Regions from separate parts of the Homo sapiens genome. Here all the other regions are linked to region 1. Evidence: chromatin contacts called from ENCODE Hi-C or POLR2A ChIA-PET data. All regions are on one chromosome and are shown on one strand. Each heading gives the region's core, a stretch centred on a gene start or an enhancer-like site at or near the end of the contact. The rest is flanking DNA. Distances are from core to core; before and after follow the strand shown.

The links. A loop is a pair of places that touch in the nucleus more often than their neighbours do. ChIA-PET counts read pairs that join two places held with the same protein, here RNA polymerase II (POLR2A). Pooled maps may share reads with other maps.
Region 2: a loop to region 1 is called in a map with no recorded cell type, with 4 times the contacts of the local background. The contact joins the promoter of TRG-AS1 here to the promoter of EPDR1 in region 1. A Hi-C loop is called at or near these places in 1 of 168 maps with a recorded cell type or tissue (GM12878), 11 of 37 single-sample maps with no recorded cell type and 11 of 50 pooled maps. POLR2A ChIA-PET finds 5 or more read pairs at or near these places in 3 of 52 experiments (A549, K562 and WTC11).
Region 3: a loop to region 1 is called in a map with no recorded cell type, with 2.5 times the contacts of the local background. The contact joins the enhancer-like site here to the promoter of EPDR1 in region 1. A Hi-C loop is called at or near these places in 3 of 168 maps with a recorded cell type or tissue (chondrocyte, endothelial cell of umbilical vein and mammary epithelial cell), 7 of 37 single-sample maps with no recorded cell type and 6 of 50 pooled maps. POLR2A ChIA-PET finds 5 or more read pairs at or near these places in 2 of 52 experiments (A549 and Panc1).

The regions. Positions count from the first base shown.
Region 1 is chr7:37,918,384-37,922,603 of GRCh38, forward strand. It overlaps EPDR1 (ependymin related 1), which reads left to right and starts at 2,257. Exons shown (of 3, transcript NM_017549.5): 1 at 2,257-2,825. The coding sequence starts at 2,557. RefSeq lists a silencer at 2,502-2,951.
Region 2 is chr7:38,339,166-38,343,385 of GRCh38, forward strand. TRG-AS1 (T cell receptor gamma locus antisense RNA 1) reads left to right here and starts at 2,256. Exons shown (of 4, transcript NR_040085.2): 1 at 2,256-2,634. It also overlaps TRG and the pseudogene TRGV6.
Region 3 is chr7:38,309,770-38,313,989 of GRCh38, forward strand. It overlaps TRG and the pseudogene LOC103689914. Among named protein-coding and RNA genes, the nearest start is that of TRG-AS1, 30 kb to the right of the region's middle. Within about 2 kb of position 1,707, at least 20 of the 41 ENCODE cell types and tissues checked have a DNase peak (open chromatin) inside an H3K27ac peak, as active enhancers do.

The DNA of each region.
Region 1 (4,220 bases), core at 1,007-3,506:
GTAAACTCCAATGAGTCTAAACCCTTCACTGGGTGAAAAAGATTTTCAGCTGGAGTTCCTACCTGGGGAGCAAGAGAAAGAGCTGAACTACCCTACACTTTTCCTATGAATCTGAGCAGGGCAAACTCGGAGAGGGCTCAAATTTCTGCAGCCAGTTTGAACCTGCTGCATCTGTTTAACTATGTAAGTACCAAGTCACAAAGTCTTATGGGCTTCCCTGATGTTCTCTGAGGCATGCCCTTTAAGAAAAGGTAAGAGGAAATGAAGAGCCCTTCTTCCTAAAGCTTTGTGCCTGCCCCATTCGGCCCATTGGTAGTGTCTCTGGTGGTTCGACAGACAGGGGGCAGCAGAGAAGGATGCATCAGGAAAACCTGTCAACTGTCCCTCCTCTTCGGGACTTCCAGGGAGGCTGTGATTCTAGAACACCCTACTTCAGCATTCAGTCCATTCTTTCCATGCCTTACATTTATTTAACAAGGCTCGGGAAGTTGCCTCATTCAGTGGCTTCTCTCTGGTGACTCCTTTTGGTCTCCTCAAGTGCCTGTTCTTTGCCCATCCTTTAAATGTCTGGAGCTCTCTGGGGCTCCATCCTAATCCTTCTTCTCACACTCAACACTCCCCTGAACTCCAGGTTTTCTCACCCCCAACACTTAGGACATTTGGGGCCAGATAATTTTCTCTTCATTTGGGAGAGGGGAGGTGGCTGTACTGCACATTGTAGGAAGTTTAGTAGCATCCTTGGCCTCTACCCACAAAATGTCAGCGGTAGCCTCCTCCCCATCTACATTGTGATCATCAAAAATGTCTCCAGATATTGCCAAATGTTTCTTTGCTGGGGAGGGGGATGTGAAATTTCCCCAGGAACCACTGTTCTACTCTTCGGCTTCATTTACCACCTATGTACCTATGGCTTCCTAATCCAAAAGCTCTGCTGGTTTCCAGAAGTATTTATCCAGCTGTCCCTTGGATATTTCCACCTTAATACTCCACAGTCAGCTCAAGATCAACCAATCCTAAAATGAATTGATCATCTCTCCTCACTCAGGACTGGATTCCCAGTGGCCCAAACCAGAAACCTCTCTCTCTGAGTTGAAATGCTTCTCTACAGCTCCCACCTGTCTTCCACCCTTTCCATGACCACTCCCGCTGCCTTAGCTGAGTCAGGATCATCTCTTTCCAGGATGATAACAGTAGCTTCCTCCTCTCCCTGCCTTCCCTCTGGCCCTACCCTTTCTGTTGTCTAAGTGGGCTTTCTAAAGCATATGCCTGATGATGCTCCTCCCTAGCTTTACATTGATTGATAGTTCCCACAGTCCTCAATATCAATGACAAATTCCTTAAAATGAGTGCTATGGCTTCAGAGTACTCCTCTACCTTGTCCTTGAACCCCAGCATTATTCTTTTCTTGTCCTTATGCCCTTCATTCAGGAATGTTATCTCCCACTTTCACCTGGCTCAATCTTAATCATCCTTGAAATGCAGTTCAAATGGAAAGACGCTATACATTTTTTTAGTTCCTTTCTTTTTTCTTGATTTCATACTTTATCACTATATTTTTAGAGACAGGGTCTCGCCATGTCACCCAGGCTGGATGGAGTGCAGTGGCATGATCATAGCTCACTGCAACCTCTAACTCCTGGGCTCAAGCGATCCTCCCACTTCAGCCTCAGGAGTAGCTGGGACTACAGGTGTGTGAGCCTCGCTCATTCCATATTATAGATCCTAACATTACATAACTATAAACCCAATTAACCTTATTCTTGAAGAAGCGAAACCCCCCAGACACCCAAACCACTCGGCTGGTGGTATTGCCAGGCGATGGGAGGAGCAGTCTCACTGCAATGTGACCTTGAGGCTATGTCCATGAGTCCTAGGCCCAATGCAAGGGGCTGTCTACTAGTCTCCTAGACTCTTCACTGGGAATGGGAGCTGAGGAGCGGCCATGATGAATAGCTAGTATCATTTCTTCAGGAAAAGACTCGTCTTTCCACTTTTAATTTGGAGGAAGAAGTTTGCAATTTTGTCGAGGGGCAATGTAGGCGGGGCAAACGTTTGCACAGCAAACGCAGCAGCTCTGCTTTTCCTATCTTGACCTTGAACTTGCCCCTCCCTGTGTGATTACCTGTTGAACACTGAAGTTAGTGGAGAAACACACTTCTCAGCACAGTCTCCCCCCATCCCCCCTCTTAAAACACGATGCCTCCCAGGATGCTAGTGGCACCACTGCCACTGCATTTCCTGTTGGCAGCAGTGAGCAGTGAAAACCGAAGCGGCAGAAGGCAGTGGCAGCAGGCAGTGGCAGCAGGCAGTGGCCCAGGCAGAAATAGCTCCCGCGCGATTCACTGGAGCCTTCCCCGGGCCCTGGTCCCGGCTACCGGGACTCGCGCGTCCGGATCTCAAAAGCGGCAGAGGCCACCGAAGGGACAGGAAGCACTTTGGTCCAGACCACACTCCCGGCACAGTGCGGAAAGAGCCGGCGGGAGCCACTCTGATCCCGGACGCCTCAGCGCCCCCTTGGGCTTGGGCTTGCCCTCGGGCCGGGGAAGGCTGACCGCGATGCCAGGACGCGCTCCCCTCCGCACCGTCCCGGGCGCCCTGGGTGCCTGGCTGCTGGGCGGCCTCTGGGCCTGGACCCTGTGCGGCCTGTGCAGCCTGGGGGCGGTGGGAGCCCCGCGCCCGTGCCAGGCGCCGCAGCAGTGGGAGGGGCGCCAGGTTATGTACCAGCAAAGTAGCGGGCGCAACAGCCGCGCCCTGCTCTCCTACGACGGGCTCAACCAGCGCGTGCGGGTGCTGGACGAGAGGAAGGCGCTGATCCCCTGCAAGAGGTACAGGTCATCGGCCCGCGGGGCGGGAGTAGGGAGCCGCGCGGGCATGGGGAGGGCGAGGTCGCAGAGGCCTGCGCCCTGTAACTCTTTCCGGCCCCTTGCAGCTCCTCCCTTCTCCCAGAGAGATCTTTCGCGAGGAGGGTCTCTTGGGGATAGCATGGTCCGGGACTGGGAGGGGCGCTGCGCCCACCGAGGGCGGCCTGCTGGCGGGGGACTCAGTAACACCCAGCGAGGCGGTGGCAGGTAAAGAAGGGACCCATCCAGGGCGGGATCAAGCTGCAGAGTGCCCCATGCCCAGGTTCGCCCCTGTTCTCACGCTGCTGAGTCAGGCTCTGGGCTCATGGAGCCCCCTGCAGTCTAGGGCGTGTCTTCTGCGCTATCTCATTTCTTTCTAGAGACATCTGCTAGAGAGGCACGCAGAATATGTATTTTCTAAGAAATACTTTTTGTATTTTAAAAGAATATGGCAAGATTACAAACGGTATGGGAAAGTGATAAAAAGAAAATTTCACCCACAAACTTAGCAAATTGTTACAGCATTAAAATTTTGGTCTACTCCTTTTAAGTTTTTTGTTTATTTTAAAGCAAATTTTACATACTATGATCAAAAGCCATACGTTATCTGAATCTTTTTTTAACTTAACATTGTCCCTTATATGTTCTTATTTGCCATTTTATTAGCTTGCCTCCTATTTTTAATGGCTGCACAGTATCGCTTACAGGGGCAAAGCTGTAAGTTTCTTTTAAGTATTGGTCTGACCATTCACCTTTTCACATCTGTTGTGACAAAGGAAACCCTCTTTTTGAGATGTCATCTCGCTTGTGGCCCCTTTAAGACCTGATTTCTAATTTGGGATCACCACCTGTCTCCCTTCCAGAGCCCTGCCGTTCCCCCTAAGTGTGTTCCTCTCACTGGCCTCTCTTTATGGCATTTGCATCATTAGGAGTTGCAAAGTGAATTTCCATGGTTTGAAACGCCAATGGACTGTAAGATCTATAGCAAAAGGGCACCATTAGTTTATAGAACAAAACCAAACTTGATAATATCATTTATTCTAAAAGCATTTGTTCAAGTATTAGGCGACTTGAAGAAAGTACGGAAAGGGCAGACCCTTTCAAACAATATCAAGGGTGCAAAATAATGCATTATGAAATGCAGCACAGAGCAGCACAGTCATCATGGTGGACTGGGAATTGATTCGAAGTCTTTCAAGAACATGAATGTTTTCAGTAGGGTCTTGAAGGGCACAGTAATAATAATAACAACTAACAGTTGCATACTTATTATATATGAGGCATGACACTGAGGACTTTACATCTATTATATAATTTAGTTTAAATCTCACAATAACTTGACAGTATAGGTTTTATGATCTCCATTTTACAGACAATAAC
Region 2 (4,220 bases), core at 1,006-3,505, 420 kb after region 1:
ATTCAAATAAATGATATGGACTTCTTTATTCATACTTATGAAGTGTATGCACTTTTAGAGGCAAGACACAAAATCTAGACACTGGAAGATAAAAGATTGATTAAAATGTATAAAACCTTATCAGAATGAAAATATAAATATGACGGTCAAATAGAAACAATATATACTGCACTATGACAAACAAAAGACTTTTCTGTAATACTGAAAGACTTGTTCTGAATAAGAAAAAGTGAAAAAGTTCAACTGAACTGATAAAAATATTGTTACCTATAGGGTCAGGGAGAGAAGAGGAAAGAGAAATCCAGAATGGGGCCTGGTGAGGTTGCTCATGCCTGTAATCCCAGCACTTAGGGAGGCCGAGGCAGGGGGATCATCTGAGGTCAGGAGTTCGAGACCAGCCAGGCCAACATGAGGAAACCCTGTCTCTACCAAAAATACAAAAATTAGCTGGATGTGCTGGCGGGCACCTGAAATCCCAGCTACTTGGGAGGCTGAGGTAGGAGAATCTCTTGAACCCAGGAGGCGGAGGTTGCAGTGAGCCGAGATTGCTCCACTGCACTCCAGCCTGAGTGACAGACTGAGAATCCGTCTCAAAAAAAAAAAAAAAAAAAAAAGAGAGAGAAAAAGAAATCTAGAATGTAAGTTAAAATCTCCAAATGCATCTTCGTTAAAATTATGACTTTAGTTCCATGTAAATAGTTTACATATGCAAAACAAATATGAAACAAAACAAAATAATACAACAAATGTCTAAAATTTTAAAATGAAAACTGAACAAATAAACTAGCTATATCAATGTTGGCATGAACATGTAAAGAAAAATTATTTCAAATGATTTTGTTGAAAAAATATTCGGATTATGTACCCAAAAAGGAAAGAAAGAGAGAGAAAAGCAAGGAAGGAAGAAATGAAAAAAGGAAGGAAGGAAGGGAGGGAGAGAGGGAGGGAGGGAGGGAGGGAAGAAAAAATAATAAAAGCAAGCAAGGAAGTAAGAAAGGAGAGAGAATAAAAGGGAGGGCAGAGGGAGAGAGTGTTTAACTGCATATCTAGGCCTAGTGTTTTAGTGGTATTTATAATATTGCCTATATTGTTATAGACATAAGGAGTAAGCAGCACTCTCAGCTGCGATCTCTGGACCATGATTGGATACATGATTCAGTATAAATACCCTTCCCATTTGCTGTCCAAAATATCTCGCTTCACAGCTGGACCCTAAGAAACAGAGTGAGTGGGCCTCCCCCATGTCCTAGGAGAGCTGAGAAAACCTTGCTCTCAGCCAGGCTGCTTAGCTGAGGCTTAGCTGAGATGGCAGCTTAGTCTTCAGGAAAGTCCTGGGGGAGGGTGGGGAACAGGGTACAGCTGCTGACAGGAGAGTGTAATATTAGGGGGGAGATCAGGAGTTAAGCTGTTTCTCTTTGTACAGAATACAGTAAATTCAGGGCAGGAAATGAGAGGGGACGGCTCTCTCTTGTGTACCAGAAGCAGCCACAAGACAGATATTCAGTGTGGTGTAGAGCAGGTCTGAATCACTCTGCCTGTCCTAGGTGGCACAGTAATAGACCCCAGAGGCATTTTCATTTAGTTTTGGAGGTATAAATTTCCAGCTTATCCTTCTACTTCCATAAGTATCATGCTTTCCTGACTGACTCCTGATTCCAACATATCCCTGGAGTTGCAGATGTCATAGTACAGAAGATGCTGTGGGGCCTTCCCCTCCTGGCGTAGGTACCAGTGGATGTAGAAGGCATTTTCTACAGGAAGATCACAGGTGATTACAGCAGATGACCCCATCTGCCTGGTGCCTGACTTTATTTTCGCTTCCAAGTTAGTAGATATCTGACTGGCTGCAATGGGAACAACATAAAATATAATGAGGTATTCCTTAGTATGGCGTCCCTTGCTAAAGAAGAAAAATCCAAAACAAAACCCAACCTGTGAGCCTCTCTGTAGGCAGCACACTTACCAAGAGACAGGAAAGCTAGAAGCAGGGCTAGGGCCCACCACATGCCTTCGTCTCTGGGGTCTTGAAAGAAAGGGCCCAGATGAACAGGAGCAGAAGATCCTCTCAAAACTCAGGTCCCACTCAACAAGGAAGTGATCCCTAGCACAGAAGGCAGTGGGGAAGGCTGGTCTTCCTGAGTCACAAGCAGGGAGAAGTGACTGAGGATGTGTCTTAGGGGACTCCCACGCCTTCCTTCCAGAAGGGTGGTGCCTGGGAGGACCTGCAGAGGAGCTCCTGCCTCTCTGCTCAGGCCAGTTCTGCAGCACCCTCTGTGGCAGCTGAGAGCAGGCCCTCTGCAGAAGAGAGCCAGGGGCATGGAGAGTTCAGGCCTCCAGCAGAGGGAGTGCAGATATGGGGAAAGCTGACCCCTGGAGTCAGCAGGCCCAGCCCTAGGAGGGGGCAGTCCCACAGCAGGCTCACACCCTGCCCTTCAGAGTTGCAGCAGCTAATGCTGATGCCAGGACCTTGTCCTGCCAGGAAGCCTCTGATTAGGGCTGTGAACCAACTTCCTTTTCACATCTGCAAGGACACTTGGAGGCAACTGCCCAAGGCCACTCTGAGGAGGGTTGAATGTTCTTTATTAAAAGGACTGAGGATCATGTGTGTTGGTGGGCCTTGGACTCTGCTCTAAGGTAAATGTGTGTGTGTGTGGCGGGGGGCGGGGGGGGGGGTGCCTGTAATCCTGTGGGTGTGATCTCTTTATTAGACAATTTTTGTTCATTAAAGTAGGAGTGTAAGTTTGTTTGTTTGCTTGTTTGTTTTTAAAGTAGTACTGGGTGCCATGTCATGAAATATTTGGAACATACTTGAACTAAAAACTTGTTATATATCTGAACTTCCAAATTCCCTGGGTATTGTATATTTTATTTGTCATCCCTACCCTCAGAAAGCAGACTAATATCTGCAGTGCACCTGGATTCACAGATGGAAATAAGGGGACAAAACAAGTACAGTAATATAATTGTGAAAATTCAGTAGGGCATGCACAGATTACCACCACCTCTGTAAGAAGTATATAGAGACACATGTTTGAAATATGCATAATGAGATGTAGAACAATGTCTCTCTTGGTTGTTGTGTTGTCCTAGCTCAAATTTTGCAGTTTCTGCTGTCATCACAGCTGGGAATGAGAAAGGGAAGGGGCTCCAGTTGGTCTCCCTCTGCCTCTGGAGCACACGTGGAGGACATGAGGCTTCCGCAGGAACAGCTCTGAAAGCTGAGTTCTCGGGTCCCTGTGAAGGAGGGAAGCTTGCCTGCCTTGGAGCGTGAAAAAGTCTTGCTGGACAGAAGTCTCACGGTTTAAAACTGGGAAGGGAGAGGATTGAGATCACACTAGAATGCACAGAAAATTCTTAAAACAAAAAAATGAGAGAAACTTCATCAGAATGTGAAAAGAACTATAAAGCTACAGTGCTGAAGAGAGGGCAATACTGGCACTAGAATGAGAAGATTCATGGAACACAGTGGAAAATGCAGTAAGAGAGCTGCATGTATGTAATATTTTATCATGTGATAAAGTGATATATTAATATTCACAAGGAAATAGTCAATTATTTAATAAGTTCTCTTTTTGGTATTGACTTACTGTATGGAAACAAATATTGTTGCATTTCTACCTTACTAGTTACAAATAGTGATTTAGTTGTAATAAAATGAAAATCATTAGACTTAAACGATGATGAATTGCATAGAAGTTCTAGGTGAGATTGGCCTTTCTAAGCCTGGCATCAAACTAGACACCCTAGAAAAATGGACAGATATTATTTTATTTTTCAAAGTTCAATTCACCATAGGTGCCAAATGTAAATAATAACACATGAGGAGTAATATCTTCAACACATTGGATAAAGGGTCAGTATCTCTAAAATAGTATATATTAATTCTTACGAACCAATAAGAAAAAATTAATCCTCCAAAAGGAGAATAGGCAAAGAGTATCACAAGGCGATTCTCAAAAGAAGAACTATAAATGACCTATAACGTTGTCAAATATTGCTAGTACTCCTAAAGATGGGGGAATGCAAATCAAATTAACAAATCTCATTTTCAGAACCACAGAGCTTGGATTGCCATCATTATTAAATTAAAGTATATGACTTAGGGAATGTTAATTAACCCCCCAATTTCTTATGTTACATTCAACGGTACTTTAAACCCTTAATGAAGTTTCTGTGTAGATTAAATAAAATGTGCATGCAATGTGCTTAGTACATTAACT
Region 3 (4,220 bases), core at 457-2,956, 390 kb after region 1:
GTCGGGCTGCTGCACCCATCCTCTTCCCCCAGAGAGGTTCCCCACATCCACGCCCCACCTCGCAGCAAACATGGGCAAGGAGGAAACTGGCTGCAAATGTCCCATTTATCCTGTACCTGAGGAGGTGGTAAAAATTAATTCACTGAAGAGTTTGATTTAAAAAAATGAAGTTCTATAAATAACAACATACCTATAAATTTGGGATGCTTTTTCCTAAAATATGTCCTTTCGATATTAGAAAATGTGATGATGACAAAAGCTAGTTTTTACTGTTGCAACCAGACTGTGACAAAAATGAACTTTCTCCTTTTCTTGTTTGGCAAGACTTTTACTTGAATCTTCTGGCTCTATGAAGCCTTCCCAGTGATCCATTAACTTCTTCCTTCTCAGAACATTTATCTATGTCATGGAATCAAGGACTCATTAGTTTCATTTTTTCCTTTGAAGAACAAGTGAATGGTATAGTGGTATTCCTATTGATATTCACTCAAAAGAGTCGGGCTGTTTGATTGCTGCATTATGTTTCATCCAGCAAACTGGAAGTCTTCCTGCTTCAACCTTTTTCTTTAAAGGACCAAATTCCCAACTTGGGTACGCTTACAGGAACACATTCCACATCCTTGTGAATATACAGAGAAGTCTGAGCCCCTCTTCCCTCCCTTGTCATTTATTCCAGTTCTTGCTGGGTGAGTGTGGTGTGGTGGGAAGAGAGTAAGTCTTATGGACCGTCACACTTGCTCTACATCCCTTCTCTGCTACTAGTGATGCCTGCGTGATCTTGGAGGCTACAGAGTCTCTCTGAATCTCTGGTTCCTCCTCTGAGAAAGGAGATGACAATATTTAAGTGAGAAAAGCATGTAAAGTTCCCAGCCTGACACTGACTTGGCCCTCTGCCCATCCAGGCCCTCCCTGGGCAGCCAGGCAGGAAGCAGAACATGATGTGGCCATCTCAGGCCAGGCTGCAGTTGGGTCTCAGCCTTTCCACCCTTTCCCATCCACCTTTGGATAACATTTCTGTGCTCCCCAGCGGACTGAGGGTAAGGGAGTGCAGCGGAAAGGTGATAATCAGGGGGAATATCTCTGTGTTCCATCTCGCTGCTTTTCTGTTGCTCAATAAACACAGTTTTGGTTACGCTTTTTTTTCTTGTTAAAAAAAGAAAAAAATCTTAGAACCCAGAAGTCAGAAAAACTTGATTGCATAAGAAAATTCTCTGTAGAGAATTCTCTGCAGATTGTCTGTAAGTAAACACCGTTAGCATCAATTTAACTAACTTCATGTGACCCTGGGGAAAGGAGCTTAAGGCCGCAAATGAAAAAAAAAAAACTCATAAAACGAATTATAAATTTTTTTATTTCCCCCTGAAATGTCTCTATTTAAAAGTTCGTGTTTGGTTTTGTTTTTCTCATCACTGTAGGAGATCAAGGCAATAGATTTTGTAGTCAGACAGACCTGGATTCAGATCCCAGCCTCGCTGCTTACTATCAAGTATCTTAATTTATCAAAGTCTCAAATCTGTACTTAGAAAATATCTATAAAGGGCATTTGTCCCCGCGACAGAACCGCTGCCGCCATCGCTGTCATTTAAGATCGCCCGGGTCCCTCCGCCGCCACCATGTCTCTGGGAAGCCGCAGCGCGGCGGTCCGACCACCCAGCCCCCTCCCGCCGCGCCCTCTGCCCACCTGCCCCCACACAGCCACCGCCTCCGGCAGCCGCCCCATCTCCGCCCCTTCCGGCCAGCCGAGCCTCATGGCTTAGATGGCGTCCATGGCCGCAGGGGTAGCCGTGGGCTCGGCTGTGGGACACGTCATGGGCAGCGCCCTGACCTGAGCCTTCAGATGGGGGAGCTCGGAGCCCGTCCAGCCTGCTGCCCAGCAGACCCCCACACGCGCTGCCCCCCAGCCCCTGCAGATGGGGTCCTGCGCCTACGAGATCCGGCAGTTCCTGGACTGTTCGACCACGCAGAGTGACCTGTCCCTGTGTGAAGGCTTCAGCGAGGCCCTGAAGCAGTGCAAGTACAACCATGGTCTGAGCTCCCTGCTCTGAAGAGGTTGGTGCAGACTGGGGGGCCAGCCCTGCACCCACCTCTACCCTTTGCCGACAGCTGGACCACAACACCAGATTGTACCAGATGGCTGGGATTGGAAGTGTGGAGGTTTCTCACCCCACGAATAACCCAAGACACAAACGTGCAAATAAAAGAGTTTATTAAAAAAAGAAAATATCTATAAAAATGAGATAATAATAATGATAGTATTTTGTTAGGCTCAAATGACATAAAGCATGCAGTATAAAGTGCCATGCACATAAGAAGTACTCAATAAACAATAGCTACTATTACTACACTCATAAGAATATTTATTACATTATTCATTTTCACATAGAACTGAGCTCTTTCAGAGAATAGTCTGTACATTTAATTCTGTGCATGTAAACTCACTGATTTTTCTGTTTTTCTGTGGCTAAGCAAAGAAAATAAGGAAAGTCAGAGAAATCTGCTGACCTATGGACTGCAAATTCAAATTCTGCCAATTTCAGAACACAAATATGGAGTTTTGATAATTACTCTGTAACTTTAGTTTATAAGTAAAATATAAAGAGAACGGGACTACAGTAAAGTATAGCACGTGATTCAATCTCTCTGAATCCCTTAGCACTTTGCTAATTTGCTAGTTAAAAGTTGACTTAAAAGTGACAAGAAATTAAATTAGGGATCTACAGAAGAGACACATCAATTATAGCAACAGGGGTGAGGGGATAAATTCTACTTGACATGAACGTGACAGGCATTTCTCTATCCTCAATCATCTAATGAGAGTTGAGATTGTTTCTCTATTTTAAACTTAGTTGTTGTAAAGAACACTACGAGCACAATTGGATTAATCATACTATCGATTCATGAAGCACTACAAGCATAAAGCACTATAATCATTTATCTAAATGTGTATCACTTTTATGTTTCTTATTTGAGTCTACTACATGTTGGTGATTTATTTAATGAGTCAACAAATACCTAAGACTCCTTCACTTAACTCAAGAACAAAAGCATTATTAATAATCTACATGCTCCTCCATATTAAGAAATCAACTAAAGAAGTACTAATTAATGATGATCTCTCAAGATTTGTCCAGTTTCCTGTTTTTTTACTCAAGGAACAGTCACACATCCTGTTCTGTTGGAGATGGGACCTTGGTGGTTTTGTGGAAAGTGAAACAAAACTAATAAAACCTTCTGGCTCCCTAGCTTGTCCTACTTATCTGAAGTCAAACATAATCCACTTATTGGGCCATCTGCAGGATTTCCTCCTTGGCTCATCCAAGTCCATTTTCCACATAACTCTGCCTTAAAAGTCTGACCGCCCTGGGCTGCATGGATGGTCTTCCCTATCCTGCAGGTGTTGTTTGGGGGTAGAAAATGGAAACATCAGCAGGCAGCTGGGAAATAGGAGCGTGGGGTCAGCGTTCCCTCCCTGAAAAGGGGCCTTAAGTTGGCTGCATCCTCCCCACATTGGCCAATATGCAGTGCCATTTGCCCCACAGCCAGAGCTGATGTCCAGGATCCAAGAGGTGTGGGTAGGAGTCGCCATTCTCTTCTATTTCAGTTAGCTCACTGAAAAAAGTTGTTTCTTTTTTCCCAAGACCTTTGATCTACAGGCTTGAAAAATCCTAGTGTTCCAGGAAGACATACAAGCCCAATAAGCTGCCTTGAGCATTCAAATCACTAACATTTTCTTTAGCTCAGCACAGTGATCAGTAGGAAACAGGAGAAAAGGTAAGATTTTGCTTTTTACAAGAAGCAAACGTTGTTAGAGAAGAGGAAAGAAAAAGTAGTCAAGCAGAGCCCCTTCCAGGTCCTTCTAACCAACACATTTTACATATTGTCTCTAGGTGCTCAATAATGTGCAGGGATATGTTTAATATTATAAAACAGGAATTCTTTTTTTAAGTCAATTTTAAAATAAAATTAAAAAGTAATGTGTTTTCTATTAGACCATTTCAAAAGTACAGAAATGACACAGATAAAAATACTCATGAGCGCAATGTCTGGAGATAAGCATTTCAAAGTCTGTGCCCTTTTTTTGTCTACCCCAGTCTGCCTCTTGTGAACCCCTTCACAGGACTGAAAGCAAAAAGCACCCGAGACAAAACAGTCAGCATGGATTTCCAGGTGGGTACAGCAACTTCTAGAATTGTGGTTTCTATAAGATGACTCCTGGGCAG